Linked DNA regions of Mus musculus: region 1 is linked to region 2. A link is a contact called in ENCODE Hi-C or POLR2A ChIA-PET data. All regions are on one chromosome and are shown on one strand. The core of a region is the stretch at or near the end of the contact, and the rest is flanking DNA. Distances in the headings are between cores, read along the strand shown.

Evidence for each region. A loop is a pair of places that touch in the nucleus more often than their neighbours do. ChIA-PET counts read pairs that join two places held with the same protein, here RNA polymerase II (POLR2A).
Region 1: a loop to region 2 is called in a map of heart, with 3 times the contacts of the local background. The contact joins the promoter of Tinf2 here to the promoter of Ipo4 in region 2. A Hi-C loop is called at or near these places in 5 of 37 maps with a recorded cell type or tissue (adrenal gland and heart). POLR2A ChIA-PET finds 5 or more read pairs at or near these places in 3 of 5 experiments (Patski and embryonic stem cell).

What each region holds. Positions count from the first base shown.
Region 1 is chr14:55,678,604-55,683,179 of GRCm38, forward strand. It overlaps Tinf2 (Terf1 (TRF1)-interacting nuclear factor 2), which reads right to left and starts at 3,214. Exons shown (of 9, transcript NM_145705.3): 1 at 2,787-3,214; 2 at 2,622-2,708; 3 at 2,397-2,486; 4 at 2,192-2,299; 5 at 2,008-2,104; 6 at 1,412-1,853; 7 at 1,263-1,327; 8 at 911-1,002; 9 at 477-806. The coding sequence starts at 2,978. The coding sequence ends at 735. Gmpr2 (guanosine monophosphate reductase 2) reads left to right here. Exons shown (of 10, transcript NM_177992.2): 10 at 1-148.
Region 2 is chr14:55,633,655-55,638,509 of GRCm38, forward strand. Ipo4 (importin 4) reads right to left here and starts at 2,030. Exons shown (of 30, transcript NM_024267.7): 1 at 1,876-2,030; 2 at 1,709-1,795; 3 at 1,478-1,557; 4 at 1,351-1,392; 5 at 626-755; 6 at 361-540; 7 at 58-123. The coding sequence starts at 1,944. Tm9sf1 (transmembrane 9 superfamily member 1) reads right to left here. Exons shown (of 5, transcript NM_001360063.1): 4 at 4,205-4,478; 5 at 2,311-2,958. The coding sequence ends at 2,565.

The DNA.
Region 1 (4,576 bases), core at 1,964-4,463, 46 kb after region 2:
AACAAATGAGACCCTGGGGACAGCCCCCGAAGATTAGGAAGATGCTAATCCACACAGAAATGGCAGCCCTTGGTCTGGAAAGGGAAGGCTGCGGGAATCATGTTAAGCAGCTTCATTAAATGACATCATCACGTGTCTAAACAGCTTAGACGTTCTTCTATACTTGAAACACTCTCATACAGATGGATGCTGGGCTTCCAGCACAGGCTGGCATCTAGATGCTCCTCCTGGGATTGACCCTGACCCAGTAGGATCCAGGGAAATGAATGTTATTCTCAGGAAGCAGCGACGCCAGCCTAAGCTAACTTGGTAGCAAGCAAGTTTACAAAGTGTATTCTGGCCTTAGGGATGACTGTTAGGATGGCATAAGGACAGTTTCCCTTCCAGGCTCTCTCAACCCTTCTATGTAAATCTAAACTCTTGCCAAAGGAGTAAATATGAGAAGGGCCTCAACCAGCTAAGAGAAGCCTGTTATGTTTCGGAGGAATGACCTACACAGACCTATGCAAGTCTTTATTCCCCTTCTTCCCATCAATAGTGAAACAAATCAATATTTAATTTTCAAGTGCTACAAAGCTTTCAGCAATGTAGCCAGGCAACTCAAGTCTGGACTTCCTCTTCTTTTCCACTAAATTGCATGCAGAGCTGCAGCAGAAGATGGACAGAGTGCAGAGAATATTCCAGAGGACCTGAGTGAGAACCGTTTAGGTAGCCAGAAAGGAATAGGCAGGACACTACGGGATGTAGTCACAAAACATGGGGATATAGGTGTCAAACTTCGTCTTCTGGTAGTTTTTCAAAAACTCCTATAGAGAAGAAAGCATAATTCCTATAACTGGGAACACTTCACATGTATCCCTGCCTTGTTCTGCCCGCCCTCTGGCTTGGCTTTCTGCTTCTTCCCACTCACCTTCCCTTCCTTCTGGTTATTTTCTTCCTCATCAGAGTCCAAAACCAAGTCCCCTATGGTAATAACAGAGCTACACGGGGTTGGGGACAGCACTGCAGGAAAGAAACCACAATTAAAACCTCTTTCTTAGCCTAGCTTGGTGGCCCACACCTTTTATCCCAGCACTCTGGAGGCTGAGGCAGGGGGATCTCTGAGTTCAAGGCCAGCCTGGTCTACATATCAATTTCCAGGACAGCCAGGGTTATGTAGAAAAAACCTGTCTCGAAAAAAATAAGCAGAAACAAAACCTAGACCCACTTTTAGGTGAGCACAGGCCTTGGAAAGTCCCAACGCCGTCTGGTCCAAAGCTTACCTGGTTTCTTGACTGTAAGAGGCGGTGATGAGTGTCTTAGAGGATCCACGCAATTCACACTGTTCCTGAGGTGAAGGCAAAGGAAAGGTTGGGTGAAGAAGGGAAGCAGGCAGGGAAAGTATTCCTAAGGAAGGAGAAGAGACCCTTACTCCTGCTCTGCAGCCGGTGAGTCAGGTGGGGTCTCCTCTAATGCCCTTTTCCCCAAAGGCCGAGATGGAGTCTTAGCCTCCTCCGTGCAGACTGGCTCTGTTCCCACAGAAGCTGCTGAGGCCGCACCGGGTTCTTCCCTGCTTTTAGGGTTAGATAAGTCTTGAGCTGGTAAGCCCATGTTCCTAAATGGGAGTAGCATGACTGTGGGCCGCTCTTTATGGCACGCCTTTGCCGATGTCCAATGTGATCGGGATTTTCGCTTTCCCAAAGGGGCCAGATTAAAGCGGTGGCCAGCTAAGTGTTCTGGGTGCTCCAGTGAAGCTGGCTGGTGAGGGCCAAGCTTAGCTTTAGGCAGAGGACTGTGGAATGCTGGCCTGGTTTGCTGATGAGGACTCTCTTCCATGGGCTCTATCAGATTCCCTGAGCCAGAAGTAGAGCTCTCTGAAAGATAAAATAAGATGCCTTATAAAATTAGAACTAGGTTAAAACTCAGGTTTGTGTTACAGGCCCATATAACTTCCATTCGGCTGACTCAGGTTTGGTAGAGCTAAACACTAACCTCCAAATTGCTAGTTATCTCCGCTGATCCTCTTACCTGGAAATGTCCACCCCATGTCCATACCATACTGGTGCAAAGCAACCGAAGAAGTGATGAACGAGCCCGGCTGACTCCAACTTAGAGCATCCTGAAGCTGTGGGCAAGGCGACAGATAGGAAGATCATAGTTCTCGGGGAAGCCACCCAGCCTTCCGCCCTTAAAGTGTTTCTTTCTCAACAACCTCTTGTGCTCTGACTGGAGGCAGTGCTTTCTCTAGCTGACACAAGTATTCAAACAACAGCTTTTCCATGGCAACTAGAAAGGATTCCCCATAGTCTTGTTCTAGTTCCTGTATGTGGGAAAGTGAAGCAGGTCAGATGAATTTTAGAAAACAAAACAAAACAAAACAGGAATCCCATAACATCCTCCAAACCAACCATTCTCACCTGCAGGCTCGAAGGCGGGTCCTCTGACAGGTGCTTCACAAGCAAGCAAAAATTTTCCCGTGCCTCCAAAAGCTTCCTGTCTTCTTTTGTCTGTTGAGGATATTGAAGACAGGAAAATTTGGGTGAGGAGGTGTCGCTAGGACCCAGGGGCAACTTGGTTGCATCAGGCCTGAGTTTGGTCTGCCCAAGATAGCACTCACAGCTTCGGGGTCCAGTGGTACTTACTGTTCTGGACTCTGCTGGGAAGTGATGCTTCAGGGCATTCAGGACCTGGTCCCAGGGTCGCGCCTGCAGGATCAGCTCCACCACCACCTGCACGGTACAGGGCTCAGAACACCTACCCTTTTCCAGCCGATCTTAGTCCCAACCAGACGTCCTTCTCTCTAGTACCTTGGCCTTTAGGCTCATACACAGGCGTTCATGGTGCCGGTAGCAAACCAAGCCGGGGGCAGCAGCGCGCAAGGACTGCAGAAACTCCACCACTTTCGGGAAGTGCTCTACGCGGCGACGGCGGACTACCAGCCAGCTGGCGGCGGCAGCAAACCGCAGAGACGCGGGACCTACCCCTGGAGGTGGGGCCATGGCCCGCGGGCGCCCTTTCCTCCTTTCGTTCAACCCAGGCTTCCCGGACGCTCCCGTAGGCGGAGCCCCGCTTCTCTCATCTGCACCGGAAGGTCGGCGGACCAGCTGGGCCCATTTCGCGGAGCCACGGGAACCCCGCAGTCTCCTCTCAGGCGGTGACTTAAGTGTATCAACCTGTCCAGATCACTAAACTTAAAATGCCGCCACTGAGGGAAACGCAGGAGTACGTCACTTCCGCCTGGGCGCGCGGCTTCCCTCCCCGGAAGAGGCCGCGGAGGGAGCTGTGACGTCACGAGGTCCCCTGCACTGTGAAAGTGACGTACGACCTAGCGTCACTCTCCATCACCCCTGCAAGCTGTAAACCTAGGTGTCTGAATCAGCGTCTGCCAAGCCCTTCCCGGGCCGCCAGCCGCTCCCAGGAAAAATTCTGCCATTCCTCTCGCGAAACAGAAGAGGGCGCTCGCTCGTTTCAAAAAACCAAACACAGGCCTGAGTGGTAACTCCGCCCTCCTGTCCTGACTCGCCGGTGCCTAAACGAATATAGTTTGAAATATCCTAGGGCTAGTCAGGGTTCTCCTGGACAGTAGGATGACAGCCGTTTTATGCTTTTCTGTGCCACATCTTTGCTGTTTCGTGTAGTTTATAATATTTAAGGGCTTCCTTTTCCAAGTTTCTTTTGAGCACTAACTTGATGGAGTCCTTTAGTGGGTTGACTCTTCTTGCTCTCCCCAAGGACAGAACCGGGCACACTGTGTACAGCTTTACTTTGTTGCTTAAATTAATTATCTGCCTTGCCCACCTTGCAGGAATTTTATGAAACCTGCCCATTATTTGAATGGTTTCCTCCATTCCCAGACTCATGGCTCACACTTTGCCTTGGTTCTCCAGATCAGTATTCAGAGCCTTTCCAGACCCAGTACCAAAGTACTACACTGGATGTTAATGTTGAAGTGGGTTTTCTTCATATTTTTTTCTGTCATTTCTGACCTTACCACTTTCATTTTTTCTTTAAAGATTTATTTATTTTATGTATGAGTACACATTACTCTCTTCAGACACACCAGAAGAGGGCATTGGATCCCCACTACAGATGGTTGTGAGCTACCATGTGGTTGCTGGAAATTGAACTCAGGACCTCTGGAAGAGCAGTCGGTGCTCTTAACCGCTGAGCCATCTCTCCAGCCCCACTTTCATTTTTTCTAAAGAATTTTCCCACAGAGTGTGCTGGTGCACACCTCTAAATCCCGGCGTGAGATGGGGTTTTTTTTTTTCCCCCTTGTTTTCAGTACTGTAAATACTTTACTCCCTTGTTGCTTGCATGGTTCTGGGTAGAAGTCCAATCTAGTTACACATTGTTTTTAAAGCTGAGAAATTAATTTCCTTTTTAAAGCTATCATGTATTAATTTAACTCTTTTGATACTTTATTTTTATTTAATGTGGACCAGTGTTTTGTCTGAATGTATGTCTGTGAACCATGTGTGTGGAGTGCCCATGGAGGGCAGGTGAAGATTTAAGTCTCCTGGGATGGAGGTTACAGAGGGGGGGGGGGCATGCACAGGTAAAGACAGAACAAGTAAGAACATGAGAAAGAGCCAGA
Region 2 (4,855 bases), core at 780-3,279:
ATGGTGCTTGTGCCTCCATTTTCCTTCCAAAAGGAGACCCCTCCCGTCTGTCCTTACCTCATCTAAGGGGATCAGAGTCCTCAGTGCCGTAACGACTTTGGGCACCAACATCCGTGCAAGAGACTGGAAGACACAGGAATGAGCGTAATCACATAAAGCGCAGGTGGTCTCATCCCAGAAGCCAGGAGCTGGAGGCTTCCTCAAAGCCTCCATCTAAGGAGCCAGCCAGGCCCAGCTAACACGCTATGCCCTCAACCCTTAGGAAGAACGGGAGGCGGAATAAAACTCGAAAGCAGCTTGGGCCAAGACTTCTGAAAGCGAGGGCACGAAACCGAGAGATACAGGCAGCGTCTTACTTACCACATCATCCGGCCTGACATAGCGGGCGATGGCAGTCAGAGTGCGCAGGGAGTAGAAGAGCACTCCGGGAAAGCTGACGTCACTGAGCGTCTCATTCAGAAGCTGAAGCAGCTCGTGCTGGTGGGCATGGAATGCCTCGGGCTGGGAAGACACCACCACACTCAGCAGCAGAAGTCCCACCTGTACAGGAGCAGGGGAGAAGAGACGGTCTCGTGGTCTATCCAGCCTCTGTCCCTCCTTCCTGCCAACAGGGCAGTGCCAGTACCTCTTTCTCGGGGCTATGGGAACTATGAGTGCTGTGCTGAAGAAGGTTCATGAACTGAGGCCATCCTTGTAGGCCTTCCTTTCGAAAAATGGTGGCTGAGAGCTGGGCCAAGCTGACACTCACAGAATGCCTACAAAGAGGAGGTCCATTCATATAGAAACACCTTTTACCACCCTTCCCTTGCAAACAATGCCCCAGGCCCAAGGAGTGGCCAGAAAGAGAATGCAGGTATGTGCACGGTCTTTCCTAAGGCAGACCCCATAAGACCACCGACAGCTGGGGGTGAGGAAAGGAGGGGGGCATTGTGATCTGGCTCGGTCAGCACCACTGGACAGGCTGAATTCAATTCAGTCTTGTTTTCCCTATCTGGGTTTAGCTGATCATTTTCAGCCATTCTCAAAAACTTTAGGGTTTTAGTTGGGCAGTGGTGGCACACACCTTTAATCCCAGCACTTGGGAGGCAGAGGCAGGCGGATTTCTGAGTTCAAGGCCAGCCTGGTCTACAGAGTAAGCTCCAGGACTGCCAGGGCCACACAGAGAAACCCTGTCTCAGAAAAACCAAAAAATTAAAAAATGAAAAATAAATCACAAAAAACTTTAGTTTTCACATGTTCCACCTTCTAGGCCTGAATTAAGTCCTAGTCTGGGGCTGAAAAAGAAGGTAGAAGTCCAGTATCTCAGCCCCAATCAGTTAGGACCCCCGAGAGTGGGTGCTCCACACTTACACTGTCTCTTTCTGCAGTGCTGTCAGGACCAGGGACTTGAGGCTGGAAGACAGGTGGCAAAGGCTTAGTACTCGGCCTGTCAAAAAGTAGACTAGGCCCGGCCCCTCCCATCCTAAATCTAGCCCACCTCTCCCTCTGCTCAGGTGCCAGGCGTCGCCAGCGATTGTTCAGCCTTCTGCGGGTCAGGACCGCTGCAAACTGGCGGATCTGGGGTGAGAAGAGGTTGCCAGCCAAATGAGAATCACAGGCACCAAGAAGATGATGAACAGATTAGGACCGCAGGGGGCGGAGGCTGGAGCGGGACCAGGGACACATTGAGGAATTTCAGAATTTCGGCAAGGAGGGGCAGGTGACTCGCCTGAGAGTCGGTCGCTGTTGCCAGCAGATCGAAGAGTGCGGGCAAGGCAGCAGGGTCCCGAAGGATGGTCTGGAGCTGCTCCGTAGCCTGATGGAAGGCTGGGAGGTCAAGACCGGGCCTTTCCCACAGCCTCCCCATCCCCGTAGCCCGGTCAGGCCTGCCCATACCCGGCGGATGCGCTCCGTGTCGGGCAGCAGCAGCTCCTTCAGGATCTGTTCCAAACCCGCAGGCTCCATGGCAGCTGCCGAGCCGCCGCCGACGCCGCCGCTGCTACAGGGCCGGGTGGGGAGGGGGAGGATCGGCACGTGGAGACTCCGACAGCAACTTCCGGCGGAAAGGGCGTTACTCTGCGTCTCTCCTGTCGCCTGGGTGATTCAGCTTGCTTCCCTTCAAAAACTGCGGAAAGCTGGTGGCTGGCGTCAGTCTGGGCTTCCGTCTGCCTGAGCACCCGCTGACAGAGCCTCGGCACCGTGGGTTCCCTGTGCCGACAGTTCCCAGAGTCCAGAGTTTGTGTGGCAATAGCGAACTCGGGTTTTCAAAACAACTGCATTGACAACAGGCCTCGGGTTTCTATAACTAGACCAAAACTTCCAACGACAGGATCCTTTTTCTTAATAAATTTTATTTTAATAATTGTAAAAAGAAAAAAAAAATCAGGACCAAAACGTAAGGCAACTTAAAAAGTTCAAATATATATATTCCTTATATAATAGAGATTTTTAATTTCCAGGTCCTCTCTAAAGAGGGAAGGAAGGCGACAATGCCATCACACAATTCGGTCAGAAGAGAAGCTATCAAGTGAAATCAATGGGGCATGATGAAAGCAGGAAAGAGCCAGAGTTCTGTGGCTTAGAACTCAGTCCATCTTGAGGTTAACATAGATATAACGGATGAACTTTAAAGAGGAAAAAAAGGAGATGGTACCCAGCATGAGGAAGAAGACATAGCCAGTCAGTAAAGAGTAGCCAAAGAACTCTACTGTCTGTACTGCCCCTGACATGTTAGAGCGCCGGGCATAGTAGAAAACTGAGTAGAGGAAGATGAAGAGGCCGGTGGAGCCGACGCTCAGCACGGATCGCCACCACCAGCGGTAGTCTTCCCCAGACAGCTGGAAGTAGGTGAGCGCAATGGAGATGCAGGCCCCCACACTCAGCAGGATGGCGAAGACAAAGAAGAGGATGCCGTACAGAGTGTACTGCTCTCGACCCCAGACTGTGGCAAAGATGTAGTACAGCTCCACGGAGATGGCGCTGTGAAGAGAAAAAGACAATGCACATCATTAAAGCTCTGTTCATAGCCACAGCACGCGGAGCCAAACTCAGCCACATCTTCCGGTAGCGCTGTGGCGATCAAGAGAGCTCCAGGAGGCTTCTGCCTATTAGCTTAGTTTATTAGTTGCTCTCGGTTCATGAACATCTTCCCTGACAGGCTGAAAGCAACCATCTTAACTAGAGTAGGCATACATCTATAATACTACTATTTGGGAGGCTGAGGCAGGAGGATTGCCAAATTCAAAGTCAATCTAGGTTAAAAAGCAAGTTCAAGGCCAGCCTGGAAAACTTAAGACAGTCTTAAAATGAAAGGTAAAAAAGGGCTGGGATGTGGCTCAGAGAACAGTGCTTGCCAAAGGATGCACGAGGCCCTAAGCACACTCCACTACTACAAAATGGGAGCAAGAAAGAAGTGGAGGGGGCAGATACTGTGTTGTTTACTTCCTTCTGTATTGTTTAAAAGGTACTTAACAAACTGAATGAGAAAACACATAGGTCTTAAGCTCTCTGTGCCTGTGAACACTAAACAGAAATCAGGTTCTGTAAGCTCCAATACAAGGCTTAAAGCCCACTTGATTACTTTCAGTTTGCTGAGTGAGAGCTTGACAGTGAAACGCTCATGTGAGCGAGCTGAAGCTCACTCCTGGTCTGTGCTTGGGCTGAGCTGAGGATTATTACTGGGTTATGGTATTTAGAGAGCGGAGAAAGGCAAAGGTGAATCAAAACCCTGCTGAATGCAAGGTGTGGTGGCCCTCATCCAAGGCGGGACAACTTAAGGTTTTTGTTTTGTTTTGTTTTTTAAGACAGGATTTCTCTGTAGCCGTGGCTGTCCTGAAACTCTGTAGACCATGCTGACCTCAAATTTATAGGAGCTGGAGAGATGGCTCAGCAGCTAAGAGCATTGAATGCTCTTCCAATAGGTCTTGAGTTCAAATCCCAGCAACCACATGGTGGCTCACAACCATCTGTAAAGAGATCTGACGCCCTCTTCTGGAATGTATGAAGACAACTACAGTGTACTTACATATAATAAATAAATCTAGAAAAAAAAAAAAATAGAGATCCACCTGCCTCTACCTCCGAGTGCCCATGAGCCTTATGAGTGCCTCAAAAAAAGAAAACAAAGTAAACAGAAAACAAAATAAACAAAAAACTCTCTAGTGTCCAAAACCAAACCAAACCAAAACCACCAAAAATGGATGGCCATGGTACAAAGTGAGGATACCTGAAAGGCAGGAAGCCACCAACAGTCATGTGGATGACAGTAGACTTGTACCAGGGCTGGGGTGGGATCTCCCGGGCGATATTCTTTGTGCGACAAGGTGCATCAAAGGGACTAGCGTTGTTCTTCCCAAAGATGCCGCCAATGACAGTGAGAGGAAAGCCTACCAGCAGCCAGACTGTCAGCAGCAGCAGGATGGTTGTGGCCGGCAGCGCCTGTGTTGAACCGTTGGCCCAATGCACTGAGTTCACCACACTCCAAGTCAGGAAGAAAGGCACTGCAGGAAGGAGGGTCAGCAGTAGGAGCAACATCCCCGTGACACCCCACTCTGACTGGACCTAAAGGGAAAGGGATGAAGTAGCCTGCCACTTACAGGGCCCACCTATGCTTCCAGATGGCCAGAGCTGATTGAATCCACTTTGACCCTTTTATAGCTCATTGTCCTTTTATGTGTTTATTCTTTATTCTTTATTTTTCAAACACCATTCCCCAACCCAATGTCATCAAGAATTAAGACAGCTGGCCAGCCAGTGGTGGCGCACATCTTTAATCCCAGCACTCGGGAGGCAGAGGCAGGTGGATCTCTGAGTTCGAGGCCAGCCTGGTCTACAGAGTGAGTTCCAGGACAGCCAGGGTTACACTGAGAAACTCTGT